Linked DNA regions of Homo sapiens: region 2 is linked to region 1. Evidence: read pairs that join two places in POLR2A ChIA-PET (ENCODE). Cell type or tissue: Panc1. All regions are shown on one strand.

Region 1 (5,000 bases):
TGGCGACGTGCAACTGATCAATGGAGAGATGAGGAGAGTTGTGAACCAGGCAGTGAGGATGTGCTGTGTGGGAAATTCTCCTGAATCAAAAGAGATAACCCTTGGCTTCTGCATACCTCCCTGCCCCCGATCCTTTTGAATCACAGAGGAATCGCTTACAGAGTCTCATGTATTTAGAGATATCCAATTATCTTAGATCAGACTCGTGGCCAAAGAAATGCTCAGGAAATCGAGCTCATGTTTCTAATCTGATTGTAATTTCATCAGTGGCCCCGATGTAATTATTTCCCTTTTAGTTTACTTAACACTAACAAACAGCCTTTAATGATTTTTTGTTGTTGTTTTTAATGGAAAGAATCAATCTTTCTTCTCCAAATAATGAAGTTGAGTGGAACACCATGCATGAGCAGGAGAGTCGTCCTGGCACAAACGCTCTTGCTCAAGGTGCCCTTTCCTTCAAGCCCTTTAAAGCCCCAACAAGAGCCTCAGGCCCAGGCCTCCCTGAACCTGTGTTGCTCTGTCTGTGCCCTGAAGCCCCCAAATAAAACTCTCCATCTCCCCAAAGCACCAGCAGGTAGTTTCTCTTTCACAAGACAGTCAGGTAGACTCAGGTGCTCATGCCTTTGCAATGATTTCCCATCACCATAGTTAAAATCCCAAAGCCCTTCCCAAGTGAAAAACAGAAGCCAGACTACTTGAAGAATGTTCGTTGGAAATTCAGGTCCTGGGCATAATGTCCAGGCTCAGGTTCTGGCTCCTGAACTACCAACAGTGTGATATTAGACGAAAAATGCAACTTCCTTTTTTTTTTTTTTTTTTTGAGACTGAGTCTTGCTCTGTTTCCCAAGCTGGATTGCAGTGGCGCGATCTTGGCCCACTGCAACCTCCGCCTCCCAGGTTCAAGCAATTCTCTGCCTCAGCCTCCTGAGTATCTGGGATTATAGGCGCCCACCACCACGCCTGGCTAATTTTTGTATTTTTAGTAGAGACGGGTTTCACCCTCTTGGCCAGGCTGGTCTTCAACTCCTGACCTTGTGATCCACCCGCCTCAGCCTCCAAAAGTGCTGGGATTACAGGCGTGAGGCACTGTGCCTGGCCAATGCAACTTCTTTAAGTCTCTGTTTCCTTACCTTTAAAATGGAGAAAATAATATCCCAGTGAATTTCACTGGATCTCTGGGAAGAGTAAATGAGAATATATTTCTAAAGTGCTTAGCATAGTTACTCAGCACAGTAACATATTTACTCAATTAAAATATTAGCTGTCATTCTTACTTTTGTTCTTACAGTTTCCCTCTCTAGGTATCCAAGCCTCCAATCTGGCTGCTGGAATACAAGATGCTCCTGTCCTTCAGGCTGCAAACTGCCTGGCTCTTGGTGGCTTCCACAGAAAATAGCCCCTGGTTTCCTCTAATGAGGAGACATCACAGAATGACCAAGTCTCCCAAGGATTCTTCCTCCCTGAACAAAGTGAGCTCAGAGGGCTGGGGGCTACACCACGCCAGGCTCGGATTCTGCCCTACAAAGAGACTGGGGGAGCTAGACAAGCCCACTTCCCCCACAGCGACTCAGACAAACAAAGGCAACCTGCAAGCGACTGACTTTGCTGTCTCGCGGAGTGATTAATCTCCCTGAAATTAATGGCCCCTCAAAGGCAGGCAGCTGCAGTGGCTGTGCGCATCTGAATTGCAGGATTCCTCTGCATGCGTGAAGACATTTAACAGGACAGATGACACGTTGTGGGTGCCCATGGCCCTCAGGAACCCACACAACTTGACCATAGGTTCCATAAGCATGCAGGAATGGGGTCACCACCATGGGGTTCCCTGCCTACCTCCTCCATTCCCATTAACAGAGGTAAAAAAGCTGTCCCTCAGAAGAGGAGCAAGCCTGCGGTGGAGAAGCTAAGTGACCTTGAGCAAGTGAGTGAGCCTGGGTCTTCTCCAGCAAAACCAGCACATTGCTTTGGAGGACTAGGTCCTTTGTGTGCAGAGCATCATGCGGAAATAAGAAAACAAAGAAAGCCCAGCCGTCTTACTTCAATGCATCTACAAACTTATTGGGGGAAGGCTTTGGGGATACGGATTGATTATGGAAACCTGACATTTTAGAGGCTGTTCGTCTGAGACCAGGGGACATTTGGATGAAATTTAGAAAACCAATTATTAAATATGTTTTATTTTCATCCAAGCGATGGGCTAAATCAGTAGAATGATTAGGTTCAGGGATGGGTGGGAATCAGGGGAGAGGTTGGGTCAGGGATAGGGTGAGACAGGGCTGTGTATTATACACAGCATCCTGAAATAACATGTATTATTCCACAATTTGAACATGCCCTTTTTTTTTTTTTTTTTCTGAGAGGAAGTTTCACTCTGTCACCCAGGCTAGAGTGCAGTGGTGCAATCTCAGCTCACTGCAACGTCTACCTCCCGGGTTCAAGTGATTCTCCTGCCTCAGCCTCCTGAGTAGCTGGGAATACCGGTGCATGCCACTGTGCCTGGCTAATGTTTGTATTTTTGGTAGAGATGGGGTTTCACCATGTTGACCAGGCTGGTCTCGAACTCCTGACCACAGGTGATCTGCCAGCCTTGGCCTCCCAAATTGCTGGGATTATAAGCGTGAGCCACTGCTCCTGGCCTCAGCATACTCTTTTGATGGGGCTGTCTTCCATCGCCTGTGTCAAAATGTCCCCTTTATCTAAACAGCTGCACAGTGCACAATCACTCAGGCCAGTTGTGGACAGAAACCTGCCGTGTTTTGTTTCCTGCTTTTGGGGAATGGCCTTCTTCAATGAAGCAGTGACAGCAAGATGCAGAGAGCAGCAGGCTGAGGTTCGGTCCCCAGAGTTTGAGTTATGACTCTGCCCCCCTGGTGGCTGGGTGACCTTGGGCAGGCTGCATGACTTCTCTGTGTCTTGCAACCAGGGCTCTTCCTTTGCCTCTCAGCTGCTCTTCCCTGGAGGGTTGTGGGGGAGGCAAGGAAAGGGGCCCTTGCGGTAGTTCAGCTACTGAGTCACAAGGCAGCCCTCCCAGCCTGGCGGAGCAGATGGAAAACTGGCCTCCTGTGTTCCTCTGTTCAAGATGTCCTATGCAGTCAACCCTTAGGGGCTGGCAGGACCTAATAGATAGCCTGAGCCCCAGAAGCCTAGGGTAAATGTTTTTCTCTCCAGGTACCGAAAGTACATCATAAGGCCAGCTACAGAAGAGATGCAGGTCAAGTGCCCTCCCAATGCAAGGGCCGAGGTGCACACGTGGCCCTGGTGGAGTGCTGGCCAAGATGGCTGGCATCCTTGGCTTAGCATCTCCGAAAGAGCTCGCCCTAAATTATGCTCATTTGCATAACCTAGTTGTGGGCTTGGTTGACAGGGACAGCAAGCATACTGGGAGTGGCATAACGCGACTGTGGAAGACTGCAGGGGAAATCAAGTCCCAGTTACTATTTTCAGCCTTTAACTATCTCCTGAGGGCCAATCTTGCCAGTTGGACATCTTCACTGGGATGTCCTGGGCTGTTGCTCTTGGCTCCATAAAGTTCTTATCGTGTAGTTCTGTAGTTATGACCCAGAACCAACTCCCCTCTACCCACCTGCCACTATCACAGGGCTACCCTACCAATCCCTTCTTCTCCTCAACAGGCTTCAATGTGGCTCTGCCCCTCACTGACTGGGTAGCCTGACACAAATCATTCATTCCTTTGAACCTCAGCTTGCTCATTTGCAAAATGGGGATACTAAATAACTACCTCATGGGATAATGATGAGGACTTAGAGGAATTAATATACATAAAGCACTTAGAAGAGTGTCGGGTTCCTAGTCAGCACTACATAAATATCCCTCAACCAGCTTTCCATCTGGACTTACCTTGTGCTGGGAACCATACTAGATCCTGCAAGTTCAAACTCTTAGCACCACATTTCCCAAAATAATGCTTGATGGAACAGGGTGGGGAACACCCCAGTGATGCTCAGCCTTTTGCGAAACATCCTATGTCATGGTCCTCTCTGGGATATTCTCACTGCATTTGAAAAAGGAACATCTTCCTTTTACTTCCTTTCAAGGTTGGCCCGCTGCTCGTTTCTGTACAGACATAAATAAGAATGGTTTCTACTTTTTTTAATGGTAGGAAACAAAACGATTAAAATCATGACACATGAAAATCATGTGACATTGGGATTTCAGCGAATGTACAGTTCTATGGGAACACAGCAGTGCCTGTTCATTTACACACTGTCTATGGCTGCCTTTGCACTATGACAGGCAGAATTGAGTAGTTGGGACAGACACTACCTAGATTTGCAGTCATGGTAATGCATAATGATGTTTCCATCAACCATAGTGGTCCCGTAAGATTATAATGGAGCTGAGCCAGGTGCGGTGGCTCACGCCTATAATCCCAGCACTTTGGGAGGCTGAGGCGGGTGGATCACCTGAGGTCAGGAGATCGAGACCAGCCTGGGCAACATGGTGGAACGCCATCTCTACTAAACATACAAATATTAGCCAGGTGTGGTGGTGTGCACCTGTAGTCCTAGCTACTTGGGAGGCTGAGACAGGAGAATTACTTGAACTGGGGAGGGAGAGGTTGCAGTAAGCCGATATTGTGCCACTGCACTCCAGCCTGGGTGATACAACAGGACTCGGTCTAAAAAAAAAAAAAAATTATAATGGAGCTGAAAAATTCCTATCACTTAGTGCTTAGTGGCATGGTAGCCCTCTTAACATCATAGTGCAATGTATTACTCACGTGTTTGTGGCAATGCTGTTGTAAACAAACCCACAGCACAGTCAGTTATATAAAAGCATCACACTTACAATTATGTCTAGCACATATACAAAAATTTTACTGGCTTATGTATTTGGTATATTATTTATTGTTATTTAAGAGGATACTCCTTCTGTTTATTAAAAAAACAGTTGGCCAGGCGCGGTGGCTCATGCCTGTGATCCCAGCACTTTGGGACGCCAAGGATGGCAGATCACGAGATCAGCAGATAGAGACCATC
Region 2 (5,000 bases), 370 kb before region 1:
AAAAATTAGCCAAGTGTGGTGGTACGCGCCCATAGTCCCAGCTACTCAGGAGGCTGAGGCAGGAGAATCGCTTGAACCCGGGAGGTGGAGGGTGCATTAAGCCTAGATTGCGCCACTGCACTCCAGCTTGGGCAACAAAGTGAGACTCCATCTCAACAAAAAAAAAAAAAAAAAAAAAAAAAAAAAAAAAGTCCTTGAGAGTAAATGTCCAGAAACTGAGCTTTCATAGACCTGTACACGCTTTCTGGTGCTTACTTCAATATAGTGTAAGAAACTTGACTCATAAGCAGGGTCCAGGCTTATGACAAGTTAGTACCCCCTTGCTTGGCACAGTGTCACACACAGTAGGACTCTCAGAATATTTGTTACACAAGTGAGTGAACAAATACAACACTTTAGAAAGGAAAAGAAAAAGGCAGAGTGGACATAATTGATCACTGGGCTCAGCTCCTGATTTTCATTTGCCTAATTCTGATTTCTTTTTGGCCTTAGGCAGATGGAATAGAGAATATTTTTATGGCTGGCATTTGCAGTTTTTTAAACAACAAAAACTGTTTTTTAAAAAGTCAAAAAGAAAAACACCCCAAAAAAATAAACGTTCACTCCAGGCAAACTTCCAAATATTGTGATGTGTTTTCTCTTTGTTTCAGGGGAGAGGTTCACAATGAAACAAAATATTACAGCAACCTTTTGCAGATTCAAAAGGTTAAATTCAAAATGTTATCAATAATGTAACTCCCACTGTTTTTACAAAGAAAACCTTGATCCATAAAGATACACAATTTCTATTACAAGAAAACGAAGTGGAAATGTACCTGAACTTGTAAAACTGTCATTATTTAAATATAAGTCTTAAAATTCAAGATAAAGACCTTAGCACAAATATTTGACTTTCTACTTTCATTTCCAGTGAAATGAACAAAGGAAAACAAACTTGGGAAAAATGTCTATTATGATTAGAAACCAGGAAAGAATGCCATATCTAAGTCGGAAACTTCGAGGTATTTCTGCAAGATATAATTTAGGAAAAAGGGAATTTGATAATGAAATACATGTTAAAGAAATGGCTGCCTTGGGAAGAGCCGGAAGGAAACCAGTGTGGAACTGCAGTCAAGCCCCCAGCCAGGAGGAGCAGGTATACGTATCGTAACGATGGGTCTCTGGGCAGCAAGTTGCTAAAAAGCAAATCTTGACCCTTCTTGGGCCTCAGACACCTAGTGCAAAGCTGATTTAACGAGGAAGACCACCTCAGCCCTCATCCCTGCTTACCCTCAGCAGTGTGCTAGGCAAAATGTGGGTATGGCCATGAATCCTAACAAAGGCTCCATGTTTGGATCTTCTGCCCCTGCAAATACTGGGCTATGCTGACAAAAACCAACCATGGAGAAAATAAATCCTTCATACAGTGGCAAAGCTCCCTCCGGCAGGTGCCTACAATAATCGCTTATTCCCTTCTCCCCTCAGTTTACTGCATCTTTCTCAAGCAAAACAAAATGTAGCAAATTTAAACTATTCCCTTCTTTCTTCATCTGGGCCTGAACACCAACCACACAATCTCTAACAGAGCCCATCAGAACTACCAATAGCAGGCAAACCTAAACCTCTTTAAGGTGAGGGAAGAGAGAAAACAGTCACTGCAGTTTGAAATTTTATAAGTTTTTTTTTTTTTTTAAGGAGGAGGAACAGGAGCAGCTTTTTGTTTTTTTTTGGTCTCTGTGACAGCGATGGTGGCATTCGAGAGGCTAATGGCTAAGAACAAATCCAGCAGCAGGAATATGTCCAGTTCTCATGAATAAAAGGATCTGTGTTTTTTCCCTCAGAGGACCTGATCATGGGTCCAGAAGATAACTATTTGAGTTCAACGGTTTCCTTCTTTCCTAAGTTTTCCCCTTGATTTTCTCTTATGTCTTCCAAATATTTACCTGTACATTATTTGGTGAAAACAGTTACCTGATGGAAGAGTTTGAATCTATACTTCCCAGAAGTAACCCAAAGGCATTTGAAAACAGCAGTGAGAAAGAGTGTCCTGGATAAAGCATAATGAAAAACATCTTGTTGAGAGTTAGGATCTGGGCACAACCCCCAAATAAAAAGGGAGCTGATGTGGATGCTTCTACAATACAGTAGGATGACAGCCAAGCAGACAGTAGGTGTGCAGGATCTCTTCAGCAGGCGAGACCCTGGGACTGCCTCCTATTCAGTGCACGTGCATACACAGAACACGAGGGCAAACACACGACCTTCCAAAACATTTTTTTCTTAAGAACTGCTAGTGATTGGCCAGGCACGGTGGCTCACACCTGTAATCCCAGCACTTTGGGAGGCCAAGGTGGGTGGATCACCTGAGGTCAGGAGTTCCAGACCAGACCGACCAACATGAAGAAACCCCACCTCTACCAAAAACACAAAAAAGTTAGCTGGGCATGGTGGTGGCAGGCACCTGTAGTCCCAGTTAGTTGGGAGGCTGAGACAGGAGAATCGCTTGAATCCGGGAGGCAGAGGCTGCAGTGAGCTGAGATCGTGCCATTGCACTCCAGCCTGGGCATGCCACTGCACTCCAGCCTGGACAGCAGAGTGAGACTCTGTCTCAAAAAGAAAAGAAAAAAAAAAAGTACTCTTTTAGTGCCAAAAAAGCAAATCTGCAAAACCACATACACCAACAATTTATCTTACTTCCCATTTTCCCCCATTCTCCAGCCTCCCCTAACTCACCACTCCTATGAACTATAGTTTCTACAGGATAAAAATAGCCTAATACATCTTTTAAACATTCCTATCCAAACTGGTTCAGGTATATTGTCAGAGCTATCATCACTATCTTTCTCAACTCAATGGGAACTTGAAAGTTAGCAAATTATATAAATGAAGAACAATTCTTGGTTGATTATCACCATCAATTAACTGTTGAGGTGATTTTAGAAAGCCAAACTCTCAGTGGAGTAAAATCAATATGCTCTTTCTAAGGAAATAAGATTACGTAGCAAAAAAAAAAAAAAGGGGGGGACATTGAAGTTTTCTTTAGGCCTCTGTATGTATATTACCATATGTCACATATGACAAATTTATCTCATTTTCACTCATTACTAAGTAGATATTTTTCTGTAATCCAGCTAAATCTTTATTCTCTTGTAGCTTGTTATAACTATCAAATTCTGAAATATTTCCAAACATTTTTAAACGTAGATAAATGAAAAAATAGAAAAAAATGTAATGATGGTCATAAAAAAAAAAAACCAACAGAAGTTTTCCAAACACATTTCTTAACAATGCCTTAGTCACCAGTAAATTACTAGAGCTAGTATATGTGGGACATAAATTTCTAATTAATGTACTAAGATAATGTTTTAGAGAAAGTTTCTATCAGGAATCTAAAAATGACAATTTTCTAAATATAAAGATGAAGAATCAGCACTAAAAATCTAAAGTTCTTTTTTAAATCTTCAACTTGGAAGAGTATCTCCAGTCAATACAGAGACCTACAATCTACTGGGATCATAGAAGAATGCACACTGTAGCTTTGAGTGGAGTGTGTGTGTGAGAGAGAGAGAGCACGAGCGAGAGAATGAGAGAGATCACACACGTGAGAGTGAGCCCAGCAATCCAACGTTGGTATAGACCATGCTAGCATTTTTTATTTTTTATTTTGAGCGAGGTCTGAATTTTCTCTAAATATTTTGCAGTCTGTAGCACAGTGCTAGGAGACAGTAAAAGTAACAGCCAAGGTGTTGCATGCAAAATCAAGTATCTAGCTTGTTTTAAGCAGACTAAACTTAAGTAGGAATTTCCAATGAATAAAGCAGATTAGGGAGAAGCACAAAATATGTAATAGCTTTTATTTTATATCACCTTTTTCTTTCCAATTTCAATGTAGCATTCAATATACAATAGTGAATTTTCTGCAACTTCGAATATAATTTCATGATGTTGAGAATGAGTCATTATTGAAAGAGCTCTGTATCAGGTTTCTGTGTGGAGCAGATTATTTCCTCATAGAAGATAATCTTCTTAGATTCAAAGAGAAATATAGCACGTACTATGAAGGGTTTGGGGAAAGGAGAGGTATTTCTTGGTGTGATGGTTAATTTTATGCATCAACTTAATTGGGCCAACAGGTGCCCAGACCAAATATTATTTCTATGTGTGTCTATGAGAGTGTTTTAGGATGAGATTAACAATTGAATGAGTGGACTCAGTAAAGTGGACAGCCCATCTCAATGCAGGTGGCCTGAATAGAATAAAAGGCAGAAGAAGGAATTTGTCCCTTCTTTCTTGCCTAACTGCATGAGCTAGGCCATCTCATCACATTTCCTGCACAAGGACTAGAATTTACACCATAGGCTCCCCTGGTTCTCAGTCCTTCGGACTTTGAGTAAACACCACTACCTTTCCTGGGTCTCTAGCTTACAGACAGCAGACTTTGAGACTTCTAGGCCTCCACAATCACATGAGCAAATTCATTATAATAAAGCTCCTAAAAGTATAGATATAGATGTAAATATAGATGTACACGCACACACACAAACATAAAACTTATTGGTTCTGAGAACTCTGACTATACACTAGGTGCATTTTTTTTTAATGTAAACCTTTTCATGAAAAATGAAAAAACGGTGAGTGTTGGTAGCTTATTTGATAATACATACAGTACTTTGGGGTACTGTGACTACATCAGGTCATAAGGAATAAAAGTAAGTATGTATTTATGCCACCAGCATTTAATAAAATATACAAAAGGAACGAAAGCAGACTCTTGGCAAATGAAGTATTTTTAGTCATTGTACTTACTTAAAGAGAAAACAACTCCACAAGTATCCTTACTTTGTTGTGGTATTTAATTACTATTTTAAAAGTTAAATTCTATATCTCTCACAATAAAGATGGGGAGAAGGACCAGTCTGAAGAATCAGTGCAAATATTTCCCATTAAAATAGACATATTTCAGGACAAAGCTTTTAACAATGATATTTGAGAATATGCTGCATCTATAATATAAAATTAGA

Evidence for each region. ChIA-PET counts read pairs that join two places held together with the same protein. Peaks named below come from ENCODE experiments on the same cell type or tissue, not always from the same donor. Only the 100,000 strongest peaks of a DNase experiment are listed, where the experiment ranks them.
Region 2: POLR2A ChIA-PET joins it to region 1 with 5 read pairs; 3 of 35 experiments call an interaction of 5 or more read pairs at or near these places.

The regions. Positions count from the first base shown.
Region 1 is chr15:80,232,141-80,237,140 of GRCh38, forward strand. All of the region lies in intron 1 of CTXND1 (cortexin domain containing 1), which reads right to left. Among named protein-coding and RNA genes, the nearest start is that of CTXND1, 18 kb to the right of the region's middle. In Panc1, CTCF peaks have their summits at 2,862 and 3,071; a DNase peak (open chromatin) is centred at 2,812.
Region 2 is chr15:79,864,391-79,869,390 of GRCh38, forward strand. The region is part of intron 3 of ST20-MTHFS (ST20-MTHFS readthrough); the gene reads right to left. The region is part of intron 2 of MTHFS (methenyltetrahydrofolate synthetase); the gene reads right to left. Among named protein-coding and RNA genes, the nearest start is that of MTHFS, 30 kb to the right of the region's middle. In Panc1, no CTCF peak of the experiment used is centred here; no DNase peak of the experiment used is centred here.